Regions from separate parts of the Homo sapiens genome. Here all the other regions are linked to region 1. The links are chromatin loops, found by intact Hi-C in ENCODE. Cell type or tissue: CD4-positive, alpha-beta T cell. All regions are shown on one strand.

Region 1 (8,000 bases):
TTGTGATACAATGAGAATTTTAAAAAATTATTTTTATTATTATTATTTTTTTATTGAGACAGGATCTGGCTCTGCTGCCTAGGTTGGAGTGCAGTGGTGGGATCTTGGCTCACTGCAACCTCTGCCTCCCAGGCTCAAGCCATCCTCTGGCCTCAGCCTCCCGAGTAGCTGGGATTACAGGTGTACGCCACCACGCCCTGCTAATTTTTGTATTTTTTTGTAGAGACGGGGTTTTGCCATGTTGCCCAGGCTGGCCTCCAACTCCCGAGCTCAAGTGATCTGCCTGCCTTAGCCTCCCAAAGTGCTGGGATTACAGGCATGAGCCACTGCACCTGGCAGAGCATGTTATTTTTATATCCAGAAAACCAAAAAAGCTATTTTCACTTTTGAAAAAAAGAAAACCCAGGTATAGTGGACCTAGAGAAGAGCTGATTAGTGGATAACTAGAAATCAATAAAACTGGCATTGGTAAGAGGTAATAAGAGAACAGGGGAACGGGACTGAAGGGAGAGGCTTTGCAGAAAGAAAATCAGCAAGACTTGGTGGGACATGAACTGGAGGAGTTGAAGACTAATGTAAGGATTGAAATGTGGCAAAGAGGCCAGGCGTGGTGGCTCATGCCTGTAATCCAGCACTTTGGGAGGCCGAGGTGGGTGGATCACCTGAGGTCAGGAGTTCAAGACCAGTCTGACCAATATGGTGAAACCCTGTCTCCAAAGATACAAAAATTGGCCAGGCGCGGTGGCTCACGCCTGTAATCCGAGCACTTTGGGAGGCCAAGGCAGGCAGATCACGAGGTGAGGAATTCGAGACCAGCCTGACCAACATGGTAAAAGCCAGTCTCCACTAAAAATACAAAAATTAGCTGGGTGTGGTGGCGCATGCCTGTAATCCCAGCGACACAGGAGGCTGAGGCAGGAGAATTGCTTGAATCTGAGAGGCGTAGGTTGCAGTGAGTTGAGATCCCACCACTGCACTCCAGCCTGGGCAACAGAGCAAGACTCTGTCAAAAAAATAAATAAATAAATAATAAAGGAAGGAAGGAAGGTAGGAAGGAAGAAAGAAATCCGGCAAAGAAAGGTGGTGCAGCAGAGTAGTTAAGTGTTCCGTTCTGGGGCCAGACCGCCTAAATTCCAATCCTAGCCTTGACTTTTAGTATCTATATAATCATAAACAAGCTCTTTGTGTGTCTCAGTTTATCTGTAAAATTAGGGAAACAATAGTGTCTTCTCCATGGAACTGCTGTGAATATTAAACAGCTTTATCATACATAAATCATGTAGAATAATATCTGCCACATGATAAGCACTAGAAAAATAGATGTTATTATTGATGTTCATTAAGAAAGACGTCAGGAGGAAGAGTAGGCTTAGGGAGTTAAACCAATATATTTAGTTTTTGACAAGCTGATTTTTAGGTTTTGGTATAGCCAGTCTGAGAAGCCCAATAGTGTCAAATGTGGTGTTCTAGCATGGCAGACTGGTAGAGAACAGAAGAAAAAATGTAGATTGCTTCATTCATGTAAAGGTGATTGTTGAAACCAGGAGAAAGGGACGAGACCGCCCAAGGAGAGAGTATGTAATAGCATGAGTACAGAAAGTGAAACAGCCCTTTACTCTTAGGAACAGGAGGAGGAGAAAGAGCCAGAGAAAGGGATGATAAAAGGAGTTAGAGGAGACAGGAAGGAGTGTCGTGTTTTCATGAAGATGGAAAGCAGACAAAAAAGAATGGGGGCATCAAAGAGACCAAGGAACTGTCGTCTGAGGTTGGTAAGGAATCTTTGCGTGAGGCTGAAGTCGCAGAGCGTGGTGTTGAGGGGGCAGGAAGCACGTGGGTGGTCAAACTGCCAGCGTTCCCAAAACTGTAGACATCTGTCTTGCCATCCTGGTATCTGAAGGACATCCTGTGAATCCTTCAAAGGAAGGGAAATTATTGGAATTTAATAAAGGCGCTCTCTTTACCAACCTCCACTTAATTAATTCACAGAGTTGTCTGATGCACTTCATTTTATCTGTAAAACATGCCACCAATGCTCTCAGTGTGCCCCATACCAGAGGCTAGAAGGCTACTCTCTGGCACACCGGCCTACTGCTCCCAGTTAACTGACCAGTGGTCAGTTCAGATTGGATAAGGGACTTCAGCTTCTGTGATACATTGGTTTTTGCAGCCCCTTCTTCCCTTCCACAAATGGAGCTGAAAAGCATAATTCCTTAATTTTAATATTTATTTTTTTCCTGTGGACTGCTGATCATAACTAGAATATAAGAAATGCCATTTTAAAACTCTGAGATTTGAGTTTATTATGATTGACTCTGTGTAAATAGGATTTTGAATCAAATCTAGCCTTCATTCTCAGTCTCCCTTCATCTATTCTGTCTGTATCCTCCGATTTCCTAAATCTCTTTGAATCCTCCTTAGTTATTCCAGATTCACTCTGGATGCACGGATCATCTAACATTTCCATAGAGCCATCCTGTCTGACTCTGGAGGTAGCTGTCTAATTAAAGTTGTTATCTCTCTGTACCACATTGCTCCTTGGATTTTGAAAGTGTTTGTAGATTGCAAGACAATTTGTATTTGTTTAGATTTTCCAAAAGTTGAGGGAAGTAGCATATTGAAATGCAGCCATTACCTATCCACATGTTCACTTTGTTTTCCTCTATTCTCACAAAATAGTAAAAGTGATGTCTTCATGAGCAACTAAAAGATGGATGGGAAGAGGAGGAGGGATGTGTGTTCAGCCTGCATTTCACAGTTCCTCATTTTGCTTACATTGATTGACTCTGGTCCTGTTTTTTGACTTCATGATATGAGTTTAATTGTGATAAAATAAAGATATACTTTACTGATACAATAATCAATTGATGGTTTACTTATAATTTGTAAATAGGTAGAACATGAGAAAGTATAAAATATTTTTTCTTTTCCATTAGAGACTACATTGTAATTTCTGTAGCATCTCAAGGCTCTTTTAGCAAGCATTCAAAGTAAGCGTTAAAGAAGGCACTAGACATAGAGCTGTGCTGGATACAACTTAGAAAGACAGACTCAGAAATTGCCATTGCCAGGTTGTCTACCTCCTGTTCACTGACATTTAGCCTGTGCATGGTCTCAATTCTTTTCTGTCTGCAGGCTCTTAGATCATTTAGCTCTAAGAGATGGGAGTTGAAACATGTCTGCTTGAAGTGGACCAGTTCCCTTCTCTATATGTACCAGGACCAAATTATGGAATAGGTTGTGTTGGAGAAGTTGAAGGTGGAAACTGGAATGGGCAAGAGTAGGCAGTGATAGGGACGGTACTTAGAACGTTGGAGAAGTAAGGGAAAGGAGAGGAATGAGTGAGCCAACCACGTTCCATCTCTCTTGCCCTTAGAACCATACAAAACAAAACAAAATAAATTGGACAATGTGTGGCTTTTTCACACCAGTATTTTAGGAGGCTCTTGCATTGAATTAGGAAGACTTATTGGGTTTCTCACCTTATTTGACCCCACCCCTAACCGCAGGTTGGACTTAATGTTATCCCATAGAGCTTTTATTGCTCTGTAGTAGGGCCACTGAGCTCTGTGACCCCAGGGGTGTACCATGCCACAGAGAACATTATGCTTTCAAGACCCTGGGGAACAACAATGTCTGTAAATTTAGGGAACGTATATGGGATATTGGAAGATGAGGAAAGAAGGCATTAGGAATAAAAGAAAAAGTGAATGGATTTCTGAGGAGACTGGTGGTCAAGAAAATATAAACACTGCTTTTAGTTCAAAGATTAATCTTCCTTAGGCAATGCTGAGTTCTGCCCTGAAAGAGTACTAATATTTGTTGTAAATATTTTAATCCTCAGTATTTTTCCTTTATGACTTAGGGCTTGATTATGCCTAACTCAATAGAAGTGCTTCTTGCTTAATTAAATGGATTATCAAAATAACAATAATTTCAAAGCCCTAAATTCTATGGGAAAATGTAGCTAGAAAATTGGAGGGAGACTAGAAATTAAGAAAAAAATTTTCATAAAAGCTTTGAATAGATGGAAGAATTGCACATATTCTCTCTTTTGAGAACGCAAGGAATGTTTTATCTTTTTGTGCAATTCTAGGAATAGTAGCAACAGCCAGTACCCCTGCATGATAAATTTCAATTTCTCAGATCATGAAACTCAGTAGGGTTCCCTAGTCTCAACTTTAATGTTCTGAGTTCTAACTTTTAAGAATTATATAAAAAGTATTATCCTTTTGAGTTTCATTGGTTTTCTATAGCTTTTTGAAATAATGAGCTCCCTTTACACCCATACCATGTGAACAAAGTTGTCCCAAAATGGCTGCCATGATACTCTTAATGCTTTCTGTCCCAATTTCCCCACCTTATCTACCTGTTTCCCTATGTGAAGAAAAAAATATCAGCTATAGCCTGGACTCAGGCTATAGATGAACCCAGGCAAAGATCTGCAAAGATGGATGCAAAGCAATTGTCACCACTGATCATATGGCTGTTCTTTGCATTTTACCTAACTTTGGTCATCTCCATTTACTTGTCCCTTTACAAGTGCACAAGCACTCTCAGAGAAAAGAAGGTTGTGGTGTTTGCTATCCCTGAAATGGGCCTGGCTTTGCCCACCACACACTTCAGAGATCACTTCTGCTTTGTCTCTCTGCCTGCAACTTAGATAGCTACCACCAAGTTGGTGGTTACTCCTTGGTAAGGCCTTTAAGCTCTTTTATAGACATGGAAAATTGCTTAGCTGAATATTGTGAAGATATTTTCTAAATGCTGAAGTATTTATAGCTTTAGATATATTTAATTAATAATTACTTATGGTTTCATATTAAGAGAAAACACTGGAGCAAAATTTAAAGAAATAGCACCACCTAGGGACAAGTTAATGCCAACTCCACAATTTCTGCCTTCTCTCGCCTTAGTTATTTTGAAGTGTCATCACTTTTTAATTGGAAGGGGGTGTTTTAAATCCTTATTCCAAAGTAGTTCCCAGGTGTTTCAGTCCTTGGAACTGTGTGCAGTCCCGACAACTAAGGCCTAGCTCTGGAATCAGATAACTTTTAGGAGCTCTCCTTCCCAGTATGTCTCATGGTCAGCGATGGTTTTGTATCTCATTCTCTTGATTGCTCCAGTTTTTCCTCTAAAAGTATTATCAAGCTTCAGCTCTCCTTTCTCAGTCTGTTCTGATTCAGATTATACTCATAGAAGATGGAGAAAAGATCCTATTATTTCTTTTCTTCCCACATCTACCTGAGAATATTGAATTATAATGATACATGTTTTTTTTTTTCAATTAAGATGAACTTACCGTTCTAATTAACTTTTTTTTCTTGGCACAGACTATGTGTAATTCCTTTTTTATTTCTAAGGAATAGACTTATAGAATATAATAAAATGCTTGTGTTAAAACCTTGGTTTTATAACCTATTTTAGCCCACAGTCCAAAGCAGGGGTTAAAAATGGGACCCTCTTACCCCAATTCTGTAGTTCAGGGTTAAGGTACAGAATTCATATTTCTTTTTCTTTCTTTCTTTTTTTTTCTTTTCTTTTTTTCTTTTTTTTTTTTTTTGAGACGGAGTCTCGCTCTGTCGCCCAGGCTGGAGTGCAGTGGCACGATTTCGGCTCACTGCAAACTCCGCCTCCCGGGTTCACGCCATTCTCCTGCCTCAGCCTCCCAAGCAGCTAGGACTACAGGCCCCGCCACCACACCTGGCTAATTTTTTGTATTTTTAGTAGAGACGGGGTTTCACCGTGCTAGCCAAGATGGGCTCTATCTCCTGACCTCTTGATCCTCCCGCCTCGGCCTCCCAAAGTGCTGGGATTACAGGCGTGAGCCACTGCGCCTGGCCCAGAATTCATATTTCTAACAAGAATCCTGGGTGATTCAGACGTGGGCAGTCCTTGGTCCACTCTAAGAAATACTTACCTAAATTATTATTTGTTTTCCAAGATGGAGTTTTTAAAACAGTCATTTTAAAATACAGGCATTTGGATTTCATCACAAAATGAACATGCATTTTTAAAACCTCGTATTTTAATCTCAGACTTAGAGAAATTTTTCCTCTGAGACTTATAAAAATAAGTGTTACATAGATTTTTTTGATAACAATACTTGGATGAAAATACATTCTCTCTATTGGGGATACTTTTATTCTAAAATAACAGTAATATTTTCTTTTGGGCCTATTTTCAGAAGAAATTCTGTAAATTACTATTTCTTAGTTACATATGGTATCTTGGTATTTAGTATAATGATGATTGGTATATAGCTGTTGTACATTTTCTGTGTTTTGGCTTAATCTGTGTCAGGAAATTTCATAATTTCGATCATGAATAGTAACAAATATATGAATTCAGCACACATTCCCAGCTGGTCATTCAAAAGGCAGTTTCCTAAACAGTTGCATGCCTTAGTCCTGTGACTTCTAATGAGTTAAGTAAAGTAAGAGATTCTCTTTTGGAACAATAAAAAATTATGGTTTTGTTTTTTTCTGTTTTTTTCTTTTTCTTTATTCTTTTGTTTAAATTTTTTCTTTTTTGTTTTATTTTATTTTAAAAGTGATTTTTTTTTTAAATGGAATTATAATGGAGGGAATAGTAGAGGGTTCCAGATCAGTTTTCTTTTCTTTTTTTTTTTTGAGACAGAGTCTCACTCTGTCACCCAGGCTGGAGTGCAGTGGCACGATCTTGGCTCACTGCAACCTCCGCCTCCTGGATTCAAGCAATTCTCCCACCTTAGCATCCCCAGTAGCTGGGATTACAGGCATGCGCCACCATGCCTGGCTAATTTTTGTATTTTTGGTAGAGATGGGGTTTCACCATGTTGGCCGGGCTGTTCTTGAACTATCTCAAACGATCCACCTGCCTTGGCCTCCCAAAGTGCTGGGATTACAGGTGTGAGCCACCACGACCGGCCTCAGGTCAGTTTTAAGAGTTGCAGTGATTCAGAGCCATTTGGTCAGCTTCAGCTTAAAGAATACCATGCAAGGTAACACATTTGTCTTTTTTGTGTACTATAGACAAAGGTTGAAAAAAACACCTTGAAGGAAACTTCCTTCTCCAGTAGATCACAGGAGAGGAATAAAGGTTTCAGATAACTGTTTCTCTAAGCTTTTAAAACATGTGATGTTATGCAATAACTTGAGAGGTCAGGTACATTTTATCTTTTCCTTTCAAAATTATCTTTGCCTCTTGTAATTGTTGATCATACTTTTATTTTATTTTATTTAGAAGAATGTCATTCTGTCACCCAGGCTGGAGTACAGTGGTAAAATCCTAGCTCACTGCAGCCTCATGTTGATCATACTTAAAAAATAAATAAATAAATGAATGTTTTCAGGGCATTATTAGGAGTGTCCATAGGGGTATTTCAGATGGGTGTCACTGGCTCATGAGCACCTCCATTGTTTTTCTCTCCCTCTCTTTTTTTTAGAGTAAAGATGGCAAAAGTCCACTGCACATGACAGCTGTCCATGGAAGGTTCACACGGTCACAGACCCTCATTCAGAATGGTAAGAGAGATGCTTCAGTAGTGTCATTATTTCGATAGTTTCTTGTTGTGAATTTGGCTGTCAGTCACCTGCATATGAAAGTCGATGCCCTGTTTTGGAGTTTTAGTAAGCATGCAATTACATAATTCTTTGATGTACTTTGCTAAAAACTGTTCATCAGACATGTCATCAACATCCACCTTAATAGTAAAAACATAAAGCCACAGTTTCACAGTCAATTTGGAGTCAGGCACAGAGCATGAGCTTTGAAATTGGAAATGATGTATTTATGTAGGCTCAAGATCCTGTGCATCTCACTCTGAAACTAATAAAGGTAAGTAGCATTCATTTTCCAGCAACAAATCTGAATTATTTTTAAATTTTAGAGTTCACTATAATTTCCTAAGTTAAAACTTATTAAGCTAGTTGGGCAAAATTAGGAAAAATGAGATGACTTAGAGGAAAAGCAGGTAAGGATGTGATATAAAGGATCATAAAATCACAGGCTTAGGTGGGCGT
Region 2 (8,000 bases), 74 kb before region 1:
CAAAAATCAAAATGGTGGTTTCATTAGGGGATTTTGCGGGATGTGGGAGGGCATTGATGACTTCATAGCCGGATGGAGTGGATACTCTAAACTAGCTTGGCTCTCTTTGTAGAACCCATGATGGGCTTCATTCTTAAATGGAGGGTGTGTCTGATGACATCAGTAGCATATTTTTTTCATGGAATTGACATAATAATTGAATTGGATTTCACAGATGATGAAAATGATACCTTAGCACGTAGGTTTTAGATAGTTTTATTCTTATTTCTAAAACCTGGATCCTCAGGGATCAATAGGAATTTTTTGTGTTTGGTGTTTTTTTGTTTGTTTGTTTTAGTATGTGCATGGTGTGCATGTTTACTTATGACTAAGAACTCTTTCAGAAGCTTGAGTTCTTTTATGTTTTTAATGAAGTGGATTTTTCAATTACCTTACTTCCTTAATTACACATCCTGAACCTTTGCTTTTACCTCCCAGGTAACAAATTACCATCTTGCTCCCCCTAGTGGAATTTTGACTCTACTTCAAAGTTTGAGAATAACTATCCCTAGTACATATTTGATTTAGCATTTTATTTTTGGAAGTCTGGTATTTTCCCAGTTTGTTTTCAGGGTGAGAATAAAAACAGAATATTTTATTGGATGTGCCGATAGGGGATGTGGGTAGAGAAAGTGGCTTTCGGCTGATTAGATTTCAGTTCCAAGGGTTAGCAAGTTCAGCTACAAAATTTATAAGATCAAGGGGTCTTTCTGTTCCCCATTTCTATCTTAGAGGGGTCAAGTGTCATCAGCTTGGCAGACATTCACCTCTAGAAGGCAGCCGTCAACACTCCTGGAAAGGTAGTAGGGGGCTAGTTGTTGGTGATTTTGAAGGCAAGGACAGGTCCCATCTGAACAACAAATCCCACTTGTGCTTTTGGTAAATTTGGCCCAGGAAGTGTCCTTCTGTCTTCTGAATCTACCAGAGGCACTGCACCAATATCTGCAGCACTGACAATCATTTTGCAGCTGCTAAGCATGCTAAGAAAATTCTAGCAATTGAAGCTAAAAAGACTGCATACCTCTCTTAGGAATTTAAATTTCTTTAGGGGATGATGATCAATGATTTCATGGTATCTGAATCTCCTTTTTTCCTACCACTATTTGTTTTTCTCAATTTTGACCCTTGTTACAATTTTGTATTTATTCAACTCTGTACCCTACTGTACACAAAGCACTCGTGTTATATATGCTAGTGCTAAAATGTGTGAAACTTTAAAAAGAAATATCTGTATATGCCAAGGCTTGGGACTCTGCTCTTGTGCAGGTAGGACTTTGCTTCTAAGCCTTATTTAAGTTAAGACAAAAGCTGCAAAAGTTATGATGGTTGCCAAATTAATGAACAACAGAATATATGTCCTTAATACTTATGAGCAAGAATATTGTAATTAGAATATTCTTTGCCTTAAACATCATATAATATAGTATTTAGATATATCTTTTCCCCAATATTTTTTCTTAGGTTAAGTGTTTACCTGGGGAAAAATAAAACAGCAGGATCTCATTAAAATTCCAACAAAAAGGAGTGCCAAAGTGCTCTCTGGGAATGTTTTTGGGAGTGTGGAGAGAAAAAAAGAAGAAGCAGTCATAATATTTAAAAAATAAATATTACTTGCTCAAGAATCATTATGCATTCCATTCAGTAATTATATCCATACAAACACACAGCTTCAGTTGAAGCAAAGCACGTTATCTGTGAAGTTCTAGTTTGAAATCCCATGATGCTTAAATTCATAATTGTGAAGGCGATGTCTCAGTAGCCACATGGCACAGTTGAGCTAGAGATGTCCATATAGCAAGGCTTTGGGATGTGGAGAACAGCTGCTTTTTTATTCCACGGGAAGTAGAAGGGGTTTGTGTATGACTCAACATGTGTCTCTATGCATGCATGCCTGAGTGTAGATAGGTATGCATATGTACCTAGGTGCATATGTATGCATATATGTGACTTCAGTATTGGAAGAGTTATAATGATAGCTCAGCCTCTTCTTCCTAATGGCTCCTGGGGATTCTGTGCCTTGACAATTCTCTATAAAGTAGCTTTTAGCAGCATTAGTCCCAGAGGCACCACTCCCTGCTGAGGACTGTGCTGGCGCCCTTCTCTGGAAGCTTTTTTGGGATGCCTCTCCTTGGTAACATTCCAGCCATAGCTTGGAATGCTTGCCTTTCTTCAGAAGTGTGAGGACGGAGTGAATGCAACAGAATGTATGTATTCCGTACACTCGCAACTGGGAGACTCTGCTCACCTCATTATGTTCCCTTAAAGTGACTAAGTAGTGGTGCATTAACTACTGTGTTGGGTTTGTTCCCCGGAATCTTAACTGTTCAGCTGTTGATTGACTACTCCTGATTTAACATGAAAATCTTGTCAGACACTGCCTCTACTTATCGTTCTCTGGTTGTGGAGGTTTGTTGCTTGTTTTCTTTTAAGGTCCAAAAAGGCAGAAATGCACACATGAGCATTTGGCCATGAGCACAGCAGATGGAGAATTATGGAGCAGATAAACAAGATTCAATATTTTTTTTTGTCGAAACCCTGAATTTGTGTCTGGCTCTGTGTCTTGTGTGAAATGTGGTCCTTGCCACGGGGCAGATGTAACCCGAACGGAGACTTGGTTAGCAGGTAGTTAGGGGGAGTGTGGAAGGATCTGCCTGTCTTTAAGCAGAGTAAGTAGCTAAGACTGAACTAGCAGTAAACTTGTATTCTTTTCAAGACTTCTTTCCTGCTACTTAATTGTTGGCAATTTCAGAAACTATCCATACACCTTGTCAAGAAGCAGAATTGAGAGGGTGTTTTCGAGAAAGAAAAAGAGATATATGTTCATTTGCTGGGAATTTTTATGGCAGAGGAGAAACCCATGGACAAATTCCTGGCATATTGAAATATCCATTCTGCACCTTGACATTTTTACATAGTGTTTCCTCAAGGAATCTTACTCTGTCTTACTGATAGTACTTATATTGGTCCCCCAAACTAGCAATAAACAGCAACATAACCTGTAAGAAAGCCAACAGGAGGATAAAAAGAGAAAAGAGGGTTTATAGGGAAAATGACAACTCACATTCCCAACAGCAGATCACAGGGTGAGGTCAAGGTATGTGACACTAGTGATTTCACCTGAGGCCAGTGCTTGCCACCAGTTCCTAAGAATTGATAGGTACTTGTTAAAATCTAGATTTGCAGGTCCCCACCCTGAATGTATTATATCCTTAGGAAAGGGATCTGGGACTATTTTTTTTAATAGGCATCTCCGGTGATTCTTATGGTCAGACACATTGGGGAAACTGCTGTCATCTAATCGACTACTAGGACTAAGATATTTCTAGAATTTTGGGTGAATGTGTGTGTGTGCATAATTACCAAGGATCTTAAGGTTAAAAGAAAATTATCAACTACTCCATCTTGTCATCGTGAAACATTTCTTAATGAAAACATCTATGTAGGGTTGTCTGGTTAGAGGACATTTTCTCATGTACTACCTCATTTGATCCTAATAACAATCCCATGAGGAGGTTAGGCAGCGATGATCATGCTCACCCCCAAGTTGCATGTAGAAATGGGCTTTGCATGTGGCTAGCAAGTGTGAGACTGGCTTTGAATAGCATTTTTTGCCATGCAGGCAAGCCCAACATCAACCCTAAAGCCTGCCACTGTTCCTCTTTTACCCCACACTCTGGTCAGTAACATATCAGGTTCTTTGCACATCCACACCTTTGCACACCTGTACCTCCTCTGTCTTCCTTCCCTGTCAGCAAATCATATTTATTCATTAAGGTGCCTTCCTTAAGCTTTTTTGGATACACCCTTGTCTTCACCCAGCCTCCTACCCAAGTGGAGCTAGCTGTTCTTTTGGTTGTGTTTCCATCACACTATATAGATCCTTCTACTGCATGCTGGGGTCTTGTTTAATGTAGATGAGTTCAATAATAAGAGCTTGGTAACACCCCCCTCTTCTTCCCTAAACTGCCATCGTGCCACTTACTTTTAATAAGCAGTAGATGTAATCATGTTTAAGACAGTACTTGTTGGCTAAAGCTATGGGAGGCATTTGGGAATGATTTCAAGGGTTTTCCAAATACCGACACAAAAGTGTTCCGGTGGCCAGAAACATGGCCATTAGCATCCTCTAGGAATGGAATTATTTGAGGATAACAAGGAACATTGTCTAACAAGAAGTAGAGGAATCATAGGGAACTGTCTTAGTTTGCTCAGGCTGCCATAACAAAATACTATAGACTGGATGGCTTAAGCAACAGAAATTTTTGTTCTCCCAGTTCTGGAGGTTGGAAGTCCAAAATCAGGGTTAGTTTCTGGTGAGGCCTCTCTTCCTGGCTTACCAACGGCCACGTTTTCACTGTGTCTTCACATGGCCTTTCCTCCTGTGTGAGAGAGAAGAAAGAGAGAGAGGGAGAAGAAGAGGGAGAGAGAGAGAGAGAGAGAGAGAGAGAGAGAGAATGAGAACGTGAGCTCTGGTGTCTCTTCCTCTTCTTATGAAGACACCGGTCCTATTGGATCAGGGCCACACCCTTACGACCTCTTTTAATCTGAATTATCTCCTTAAAGGCCCTGTCTCCAAATACAGTCGCTTTGGGGGTTAGGGCTTGCAACATATCAATGTTGGTGGGGATACAATTCAATTCATAACAGGGATTGTATGCACAAAACCACAGATTTAGTAGTTTCCTTGTCAGGGATTTAAGGGCCTATCAAAGTTTCAGTGATGGGTGGTGTTCATGGTACATTCACTGTAGTTCATAGTTCAGGTTAGAGACTATCTGGCCTGGCTTTCAGATTGTATAATAGTTATTTCTTTATGTAAATATCTCCCCCACTGGACTTCTTGTAAGGGTTGGTCTGAGTCTTATTCATCTTTGTCTGCCAACTGATAATGGTTCAATAAACTTTTAAGGAACAAATCTTCTCACCATCTGCATCTGTATGTGATCAGATGTATTAATTTTAGTTCTGATTCCCATTCTCTTGTGTTTGCAGCCACCATTGGTTCAGGCAATCTTCAGCGGTGATCCAGAGGAGATCCGGATGCTCATCCATAAAACTGAAGATGTGAATACTCTGGTAAGAGATACTGTGGTTTTGCTACTCAGGCCCTGTTAGCCTGGAGCAGGAAAGGACTCTTAACCTTTTATATACCATGGACTCTTGATATCTGGTGAAAGCTCCAGACTGTTTCTCAGGACACTGTTCTTAAACCCTATATAAGAAATAAAATATCTAGGGTTACAATGGAAATCAGTTATTGAGATACAGTTACCCAAATATTAAAAATATACTTTGTAATATGGTAATATATGTGCTTTTAAAAAAAATAACACATTTAGGCTGGGCGCAGTGGTTCATGCCTATAATCCCAGAATTTTGGGAGGCTGAGTTGGGCAGATCACTTGAGCCCAGGAGTTTGAGACCTGGGCAACATGGTGAAACTCTGTCTCTAAAAAAAAAAAAAAAAAAAAAAAAAAAAAAAAAAAGAAAAATTAGCCGGGCATAGTGATGGAGGCACAGGTGGGAGGATTGCCTGAGCCCAGGAGTTCGAGGCTGCAGTGAACTTTGATCACGCCACTGCACTCTAGCCTGGTTGACAGAGTAAGACCCTACCTCAAAAAAAAAATCTGGTTAAATAACCAGATACAGCAGAAGATCTAAGAGTGAGCATAATTTAAATATAGTGATGAGCATAATCAGTATTTTGAGTTGTGTGCAACAACTCTAATGTTATATGAACATACCTGTGATTTCTGCTGGTGACAGCATTACAGTTACTGATGTTGCTACTGTGGTTTATGGCCTACATTCATAGTGGAAGGAAATGCTAAATTCCAATCAGAAGTCAGTGATAATAGAGGTGCAATTTTTTTTCCAAGGTGATGAACCCCTGGAACCCATGCCCTGCAGCAGTGGTTGGCAACCTATGGTACATCATACATTTTTTTCTGCAGGCCTCCTGCTAAAAATGGTTTTTATTTTTCAAGTGTTGAGAAAAAAATCAAGAGAAGAATAATATTTTGTGACACATGAAAATGACCTGAAATTCAAATTTGGTGTTCATAAATACAGTTTTGTTGGAACACGGCCATACTCATTCATTTATGTATTATCTGTGGCTACTTTTGCACTGCAACAGCAGAATTGGGTAGTTGTGAAACAGACTATAAGTGGCTCACAAAGCCAAAGATATTTACTATCTGTTTTTTTAGGGAAAGTTTGCTGACCCTTGCCCTAAAAGGTTCATGACTCTGGGTCTGGGATCAGTGGGTGAACTAGGCATCCTGTGTGCCCTCTGAAGTCACAGGCAGTAGATATGTGCACTATATACATATTTTGTGTGAAATGAATCAAACTATTTCATCAAGTTCTTAAAAAGGTATCTGACTCCCAAAAGATTAAGAATCACTGTATCTGGAAGGTCCTGACACAAAAAAACAAACCTTCAATAAAGAAAGGTAAAATGATTTAGTCAATGATTTACCCTTTTAGTAGTTTCCTAGATTTGAGTTGAACAAGCAATTATGTACAGTACATGCTACTAATTCTCTTAATGTAATTCAATTGTGAAATACTGAAGTCCACCAGGGAGAGGAGTTCTCTTTAAAGTCTCTAGTGTTAAGTAGAAACAGAAGTTGTCAACTACATCTTCAGTGTAAGAGGAGCTTTGCCACAGGGAGGTGGATTACGTCTGTCTGGTCGGCTGAATGCTTTATTCAGAAGGCGAGTCATTTGGTGTAGCCATTGTTCCATGGCAGTGCAGGTTGGTGTGGCTTTTGCAAAAGCTTTTGGCAGCTTCTCCCCAGCTGGCACTAAGCACAACAGGACAATGGTTTGTGACATTTTTGCAAGGTAAGCACAGATGAGGCCAGGGACAGGCTACTCCAGAAGGCAGTTGGGCATTTGTCCAGGGCCTGCGGGTTGCGACCTGTGCTTCTGAGCCAAGGCCAGGCCAGCAAGCTCCCTTTCCAGTGTTCTGACATCACGGGAATCCACCCAGCCTGTTTTGTGGCTGTGGCCCAAGCCCAGGGAAGCCCAAGCCATGGTTACTATATTTTCCTAATGATCATGAGCAAATGGAACTTTTGTTCTGTCATACATACCAAAAAAGTTTGTACTGGCCCCTGAATGGCCTTCATTTCTTTTTGGGAAAGTGACAAAACAGTTGCTAGCTGGTAAAGGTTAGGGGAGCCTAACTTCAGTTGTAACTTATCACTGAATTAGATAGGTTAACTACTGTTACACATAGACCCCTAAATGTATGATGGATGTATGATGTATGAAGTTTAGGTCTCTTTATGAACATATTAGAGGGGTGGTCCTTTTCCAAACAGGATCCCAGGTAGCAACATGTGGCCTCTAAGATCACCACAGGGGTTGTGTGCAGTCCTGCCACCCCAAAGGGAAAAAGAGCATGGAGGAAAAGCATGGAAGGATTTTTTTTTTTTTTTTTTTTTTTGAGATGGAGTCTCGCTCAGCTGCCCAGGCTGGAGTGCAGTGGCGTGATCTCGGCTCACTGCAACCACCATCTCCCGGGTCAAGCGATTCTCCTGTCTCAGCCTCCCAAGTAGCTGGGATTACAGGCACCCGCCATCATGCCCAGCTAATTTTTATATTTTAGTAGAGACAGGGTTTCACCATGTTGGCCAGGCTGGTCTTGAACTCCTCACCTCAGGTGATCTGCCTGCCTCGGCCTCCCAAAGTGCTGAGATTACAGGCGTGAGCTACTGCGCCCGGCCACCATGGAAGGATTTTTATGGGTCAGCTTGGAATTAGCATACATCACTTCCACTTATATTCCATGGACCAGAATTTAGCCATGGCCATACCTAGCTACGAGGGAGAGTAAGGAATTAGTGTATCTGTGTGCCCCCAAAGAGACGGCATGGATTTTAGTGAGTAGTTAGCAATCTTGGCCACACCAATTTTTGGTCTTAGAGAATTCTAGTGATGCCACTTAT
Region 3 (8,000 bases), 54 kb before region 1:
AAAATGCAAAAGTTAGTCGAGTGTGGTGGTGGGCACCTGTAATCCCAGCTATTTGGAAGGCTGAGGCAGGAGAATTACTTGACGCTGGGAGGTGGAGGTTGCAGTGAGCCAAGATCATGCCACTGCACTCCAGCCTGGGAGACAAGAGTGAGACATTATCTCAAAAAAAAAAAAAAAAAAGAAGAAAAATAACGGACATGGTAATAATAATGGGAGTAATTTTTGACTTAGGCAATTGTTTTCTCCATCTTATACTAAATATGACTTAAAACATCTTTTGAAACCTTTTAATTGAATTTCTAAAAGAAGGCTTAAAGTTTTTATAGCAGTTTTAGGTTCACAGCAAAATTAAGCAGAGTTAAGAGACTTCCCCTATACCACCTGCCCCTACACATGGTTGGCTTCCTCCCGCTATTAACATCCCACCCAAGAGTGGCACATTTGTTACAATCGATGAACATCATCATGACAAACCGACACTTGACGATCACCCAAAGTCCATAGTTTACATGAGAATTCTGTCTTGGTGTTGTACAGTCTGTGGGTTTTGACAAGTGCATATCTTACATCCACCATTATAATATCATACAGAATAGTTTCACTGATCTAAAAATCCCTTTTGTTCTCCCTAATCATCCTTCCTTCTCCTGTTTCACTGAATTTTAAATTTCATTTTATTTAATTTTCTCATATAACCTAAGTAAGAACAGCCTGCCAGAAATGTAAAAGTAGTTCCAGTTAGACTGTCACTCCAAAGCCCTCCCAAACAGACATTCTAGCATAACCACTGACTATATTAGCTCCTTTGATCATCTGTCCCTCTACTTGAGAGCTGCTGTGTTTAGCACAACTGCCCAAAGTTTATGTCAGGGTCTGTGGCATTAGATCCTGCAGTTTCAAATCTTGTTGATCGCCAGCTTCCTTCTCCCATCACTCTTTGGCCACTATCATCTTCAAAGAAAACTCGGAAGTTCCTGAACAGATTCACCTCTGTACTCCTAAGGGCTGGGGGTCTTCTGTGGTTCAGATGTCTGATTATAATAGAAACAGACCTGTTTGCTTTTAGAGAAGCAAATGTTTTCTGTGTTCAACTGAGCTTGTAAAATTTCATTAAGAAACTAATCATTAGCCCTGATTAAACAAACGCTGGATGCTTGGCATGAATATTTTAACTTCCTATTTCTAAGCTGCCTCAGCCTTCTCAAGTACTGATTGTCAGCTGGGACCAATAATTTACCTGCACAGTTTGCCACTCCATCATCAGGGAATCTCCACCACCCCCGGCCCCATCAACTAGGGGAGAAAACTAAGGCTCTTCCAGTGCCCCAAACATGAAGCCGCTTCTCTGATGCTCATTAAAGAAACTTTCACAATTTAAATAGAGAATCTCACTGCTGCCTACTCTAATACAGGAAAGAGACTCTAAACTCTGCATCTCATTTTAATTCAACTTGAAATTGCCACCAGTTTCTACCCTTCCATATTTGCCTTCATGAACATTTCAGACTTTAACAAAAATCTGATCTTTTTACTGATATTAAAAAGACATATGAAAATGTGTTTAGCATTAAGCATTTATTTTCAAGTCTAAGAAAGATAAAGATGCACAAAGCTTAAAGAAGTTGCTGCCAGTGACTCAGTCATTATTAATATTGCTCTAGGCACAATGAATTGGAATGGTGTTAGAAAGATTTTCTCTAGGGAAGACTACATTATGACAGCATTTTCCAAAGTGTGTTTCTCAGAGTCCAGAACAAGTCTGACAAGTGTTTAGGAGGGAAAGAAAGGGAGTTTTGTGGCCAAGTAAACTTGGGAAGCACTTCTACCACAAATTTCCTTGTATTTTAGTGATTTACAAGGTAACTGTCATATTAAAGGTTCTGAGAATTCCTGCCATAAGGGAATCTGTTTAACTTTCTTGAACACCGTGTTTCTCAATGTCATTTGGCTTTGAATGCCTCCCAGTTTTTTTTTTTTTTTTTTTTTTTTGGAAACAGGGTCTTGTTCTATCGCCCAGGCTGGAGTGCAGTGGAATAATCATGGCTCACTGCAGCCTCAACTTCCTCGGTTCCTACAAACCTCTCACCTCAGCCCCCCAGGTAGCTGGGACTACAGGCACACACCACCATGCCCAGCTAATTTTTGTATTTTTTGTAGAGATGGGGTTTTGCCATGTTGCCCAGGCTAGTCTTGAACTCCTGGACTCAAGAGATCCATCAGCCATGGCCTGCCAAAGTGCTTGGATTACAGGCATGAACCACGTACCTGGCCTCCTCCCTCTTTTTTTTAAAAAATTTTTAACAGCTGGGATGATCCCTCAGAGCCAGTGGAATATACCTCGAGACATACTGCTCTAGAATTAGAGTCTCTGGAATAGTCTGTGGCAGTGGTTCTCTAACTTGAGTGTGTATCAGAATCCTGGAAGGCTTGTTAAAATACAGATTGATGGGCTTTACCCTCAGAGCTTCTGATTTGGGAGGTCCAGGGTGGGGCCTGAGAATCTGCATTTCTAGTAAGTTCCGGTGATGCTGATGCTGCTGGTTGGGGACTGCACTTTGAGAACCATTGGTCCGTGGTCAACTGGGAGGAAAACAGATGTTCTGGAGGTGGGAGTGGAGTAGGGTATCACAATCCACTGCTACATAGTATGCAAGTAAATTTATTCACTCAACATATACTGACAGAATCTGCTATGTGTCAGGCACCATGACAGGTGCTGGGGTTGTATTAGTGGTGGACACAGGCCTGGTCCTTGCATCAGGAGTTTACAGTGTATTGGAGAGAAAGGAAGTAAACAGGTAAAGGAAATGAATGAATAGGTACTTATAAACTGAGAAGACTGCTATGAAGAAAGCCAAGTGTGCTATGATACTAACAAAAGGTAGTTAGGAAAGGTCTCTTGAGGTGGCAGTGACATTTAAGCTGAGACTGGCCATGAGAAATTGGGGGCCATGAGAAGATTGGGGGGAATGTTTCAGGCTGGATAAAGACAGGAGCAAAGGCCCCAAGGAGGGTTAGGGGAGAGAGTGCAACTTCCCAGAAGAAAATTAAGGCCAGTGTGGCTGAAGGAGAGTGAAGGAGGGGGAAGGTGGTAGAAAAGGAAGTTGGAGAGGAGACAAGAAAGGGGCCGGTCATCAGAGCTGAGCGAGGAGTTTGGATTCCACTTAGGTGCACAATGTTCTGGAGAATATTTTGGAAAGTCACTCTGGGTGTTGTGTGAATTACAGATTGTGACAGGGAGAGTAGAAGCTGTGAGAGCAGCAGGAAGACCATAGTTGGGGTCAGGGCAGAAATGATGTGCCTGAAGTAGGGTGTTTGCAGTGGCCATGACGCCATGTACTCATGAGCTCTAGGGGGCGCCACTCACATGGATTACGGTACTTCTAACCTCTACATGGGGAGAGCTGCAGATTGCTTCCAAGTGTGTCATGAAGGTAGACCACTCAGGATTTGATGATGGATTCAATGTGAGGGGCAAGGAAGAGAGAGCATCTAAAAATGAGTCCTGAGTTCCCAGCCTGAGCAATAGGGAGAAGAAGGGGAAGAGCTAGAGGAGGAGAAGGAGCAATTCATTTCTGAGAGAGGAGACAGAACTAAAGAGTTGCTTCGCAGGGGACAGCAAAGTGACAATTGCCACCATTATTCTGCACATGTAGTAATTGGCTGTTTGCTGGTACACAAAGGAAATGATGATGGGGTTTAATAAATCTTGTTGTTAGAGTCCCCTGTATATTTTAATAATCAATGACTGCCTGGTTACCCTGAGTTTGAAAATAAATAAGGCCATTTAACACTAAACATAATGTTGTCTTTCTATAATAATTCAGAGAGCACTTCAGAATCTCACAGAGACTTTTACTATTGCAGTATAAAAACCACCCCAAAGTTTAGTGGCATAAAACAGCCAATTGATGATGCTCATGGATTTTGTGGGTTAAGAATTCCAACAGGCACAGTGGGATAGCTTTTCTCTGTTCTGTGGAAAGACTTGTCAGCTGGGGTGACTTGACAGATGGGGGCTGGAATCATCTAGAGGTGACTTCACTCACATGTCCGGTGGCTGATGCTGGCTGTCAGCCTGAACACTTCTATGTGGCCTTTCCATGTGGCCAGGGCTTCAGTTCAGCAAGGCAGCCACAAGGTTGTTGAACTTGTGACAGGGCGGCTCAAGGCTCCAAAGACAAGTCATTTTTGCAAAACTCTTGAATCTCTGAATTATATGTTACAGGTAGCTAAATTCATGTTCTGCCCAATAGAATGCTAGATAAAAAGAGATGGCTCTGCTCAACATGCTGCCTCTGGGATAGTCTCACTCTTAGGGAAGAAGAGTATGGTAAAGGGGAAAATCTGCATGTTTTGCATGAAACCAGATGACAAAGATCATCACTTTGGCTGGAAGACAGTCATGCAGTTAACAAGTATTTTTTCAGTTTCTTCCACATGCCCAGCCACGGGAGGTGAAGCAACCAAGTATAGTTCATGCTTATTAGAGAATGTTTGTAAATTAAGACATAGAAGAATGGTCTTGAACTATTTAAAAACATCACCTGGATGTAGATTTCCCAAAACCCCTGCTCTTAGATGCATTCTGGTGGGCTTCATTGACAAAGTAACAATACACAGTATTTTCTTTAACTGTAGAAATTATTCTTGATTTGGGTTCTGGGAAGTCTTCGATGATTGGAAGATACCCATCTAAGATAGATGGTCTAGCTCTTAGATAAGATCCTTGATGTAAGGTATGTAGATTCCAAAAAGGGGAATATAGGCATCTTAGGAAGTGTGCCAGATGATCCACTGGGGGCAATGAAATATCTACTTCAATCTGTTTTTAAAAAATTAAAATGTATATTTTATGTGTATCTTATTGCATATTAAATATGATAATATAGTGGCATGTATATGAAGTTTATGAAAGAATAAAAATGTATGTGTTCAAAAAGACTTTTTTTTTTTCTTTTGGCTGATTGGTGGCAGGCGCTGCTGAAAGGCAAATGTCTTATTTCTACCTTATAGCTAATGCTTTTCAAACTTTGATGTGCATACACATCACCTGAGGAGGCTTGATTTTTCTCAGCACAGTGCAAGAGTGACTGGAATTTGGGAAAATGATTCACACAGTATAAACTCAGACTGATTTATAAACAAAAATACCACATATATTAATTTCTATTAGCTTAAAAACTAGACCTGTCACTTATGATGTTATGCTTTTATTCTTGGACAAAGTAATTTCTCTCAGGACACTATATATCACATAAGAATTGACTTGATTTATCTTGAAAAGAAAATATTTGGTTCCTAAATGGTATTTGCAAGAAGTCAATATAGCCTAGCGATAGGTTATTCTAGGATACAGCATAGAATAGTGGCTAAGAGTGTGAGCATTGGTGGCCAGAGTGCCTGGTTCCAAGTGTGGCTCTGCTGTCTACCAGCTGTTATATGACCTTGGGTTAGGTAATTAATCTCTCCGTGCCTCTATTTCCTCATCTGTAAAATGGGGATATCCCATTCTGAGCATAATCCATGAAAAATGCTTATAGCAGGTTCTGGCATATGTTTAAAACAATCATTGTCAGTGATTCTTCTTCTCTGTTCTAGGAATATTTCTTTCTAAAGAATTTACTTTTTGTCTAGAATCAGCAAACTTTAAATTCTGTAGCCATATCCTTATCACATAACATCCTCTTTTCAATATTCCTCGCTTTCATTTGGTGCCTTTGTCATTTAAGTATCTTAAGTGCTTATAGAACAGGGATCCTTACTCATTCATCTTTGTATCCCTAGAACCTATCACAATGCTTGGCTCTCAAAAGCTGCCCATAACAGTTTATGGCATTACATGTCCTTCAGAGCACGTCTTTGGATTGCAGTTTATTGGGTCCAAATTGTGTTGCTTTTGGCCAAAGGCATAAGCATACTTAGAAAGAAAAGTACAGATCCTGCTTGCCAACTCAAAAGCTTTCAGAATCCAGGAGGCAGTGCCATTGTGTAAAGAAGGTGTTAGGGAGTGGTGGGGGTTGTACTGAACTGGACCATTCATACCCCAATAAAGATATTCCACTTTAGATTTTACAAACCTCTGTAACAGTCAAGCAAAATCTGCAGGCAGATTTAGGGTTCAACTTTTAAGCTTTGGTATAGATTAAAACAGGATATTGGAACTTACAAAGTTATGTTTGTTCCCTCTACTAAAGTATGAACTTAAGGCAAGAACAGTGTCATGTCTTTTTGTCTAAACTTGCCTGGAATCTCTATGTTCATTGTAAAAATTATTAGAAAATCCTTCTGTTCATGTCATAAAATGAGTCAAATCATTTACATTATCACTATATAAATGATTTTGAACTAAAAGAAGTCCAAGTTTAAAAGCTATCACGTACCAATAGATGCTCATAGTTACTATTAAACATTTCTTTCATTGCTTAGGTCTTAGGGTAAATGGTTCCTGATGCTATATATGCCAGCATCATATCTCATCAGTAATGCTTCCACAAATTGTATTTTATGGTGTTTGCTCCCAGGAAAACTCCAGCAGTTGACTAACTTATCCATCATCTTCTAGACATGGAACAGCATTTTCTGAGCATCTCTAGTGCTGAGTGCCTCTTACATTTGGCCTTCTGGTTCCCAATCACTATTCCTAGCTGCTTACAGGTACTTGATCACAGGTAACCTGAGATCAGAGACACTTCTTGTGACCCACTCACTGTGGTCGTGCTCACTCGACCTTTCTGTCACCCCAGAAATTACAAGTGGCTGTGCCAAGGATTAGATTTTGTTCACTAAAGATGAAGGCTTGTCCGGTCAGCTCCTCTGTCAGGTGACACCTCCCACGGAGTCTGGCACGTTCCATTTTGTTCCTCTGATCCTGAGCATCTCCAGTCATGGGACCTGTTAGAGAGCATGTTTACCTGGCCCTTGGACATATTCTCCTTCCTCTTGTTCCGATGGTGCCATCTTGTTTACTCTGGAATTTGCTCAGTCTTTCGAATTCAGCCAGCCAGCCAGAAGGGGCGTGTTGAGGAAAGGGTGAAAACATGGGTTAAATCCTAACCGGCAACATTTGCTGAGTGCTAACCATGTGATAGGAACTGTGCCAAATGCTTTCTAAGCATCATTTCATTCCATCTCACACATCTTCAGGAGGTAGGGAGAATGATTCTATTAGCCCCATTTTACAGACAAATAAACAGTAGTTTAGAGGAGGATCTAGTAACTTGCCTAAGGTTATATGGCTCCAAGTGGCAGGGGGCAGGGTTTGAACCCAGTTCTTCCGCCTCCAGGGCCCACTAGGATGTACTGCCATCCTCAGAGATGGCTAAAAACCAAGGTAGAATAAACTAAATGGAAAAAAAAAACCCTCAAAACCCAGGGAACACAGAGGAAGGGACAACTACTTCTGAGAGGCATTGCTGGGAATGCATGGAGGAGGCTGAGGGTTGGGCTGCAGAAGATGAGGAGGCGGCAGGCCCAAATGAGCGGAGGCCTGGTGGCGAGAAAGCGGACGTCCGGGGCAGGAGGGGCCAGCGACCTGAGGTCCGGGGCAGGGGTTGGGGCGCGGGAACCCCGCAGCAGCAGGGGAGGGGGCTCACCGCGCATGCTCCCGGCTCCGAGCGGCCGCGAAGCCGGCCTTTGTTTCTTTCCCACCCAGGAGCCGCTGCGGTGGGGGAAGGGCTCTTCTGAGCGCTGCTCTTCAGCTGGGGGAAGGGTGCGACCTGCCCGACCCCACAGTGTGGCCGCCCCCAGAGAACAGAGGGGCGCCTCAGAGGGAAAGGTCTTCCGCTACCAGGCCCCGCCAGGGAACTCCAGGGACCCCGCAGCTGCGCCTCCCGCCCCTCCCCACACCTTTGACCTTGTGCTGCCAGAGAGGGGTCAAGAACCGCAGGCACCAAGGGGTCTTGCTACCCAGACGCAGCCGGCGGTGTCAGAGGCCAGGCCTCCCGGGACCCGAGGAATGTAGAAAGCCCCCACTCAGCCAGGTGGGAATAAAGGAGCCT

What was found. Hi-C counts contacts between places; a loop is a spot of excess contacts. Peaks named below come from ENCODE experiments on the same cell type or tissue, not always from the same donor. Only the 100,000 strongest peaks of a DNase experiment are listed, where the experiment ranks them.
Region 2: it touches region 1 in a loop (3-fold over the local background); 39 of 110 quality-filtered maps call a loop at or near these places.
Region 3: it touches region 1 in a loop (8-fold over the local background); 48 of 110 quality-filtered maps call a loop at or near these places.

The regions. Positions count from the first base shown.
Region 1 is chr2:197,110,268-197,118,267 of GRCh38, reverse strand. ANKRD44 (ankyrin repeat domain 44) reads left to right here. Exons shown (of 28, transcript NM_001195144.2): 9 at 7,424-7,502. Among named protein-coding and RNA genes, the nearest start is that of ANKRD44-AS1, 84 kb to the left of the region's middle. In CD4-positive, alpha-beta T cell, CTCF peaks have their summits at 4,669 and 4,871; a DNase peak (open chromatin) is centred at 4,877; H3K27ac peaks cover 657 bases.
Region 2 is chr2:197,184,138-197,192,137 of GRCh38, reverse strand. It overlaps ANKRD44 (ankyrin repeat domain 44), which reads left to right. Exons shown (of 28, transcript NM_001195144.2): 2 at 5,032-5,115. Among named protein-coding and RNA genes, the nearest start is that of ANKRD44-AS1, 9.9 kb to the left of the region's middle. RefSeq lists an enhancer at 4,399-5,598. In CD4-positive, alpha-beta T cell, CTCF peaks have their summits at 286 and 498 (motif pointing left); DNase peaks (open chromatin) are centred at 47 and 477; H3K27ac peaks cover 919 bases.
Region 3 is chr2:197,164,180-197,172,179 of GRCh38, reverse strand. The region is part of intron 2 of ANKRD44 (ankyrin repeat domain 44); the gene reads left to right. Among named protein-coding and RNA genes, the nearest start is that of ANKRD44-AS1, 30 kb to the left of the region's middle. In CD4-positive, alpha-beta T cell, a CTCF peak has its summit at 3,311 (motif pointing right); a DNase peak (open chromatin) is centred at 3,349; H3K27ac peaks cover 1,264 bases.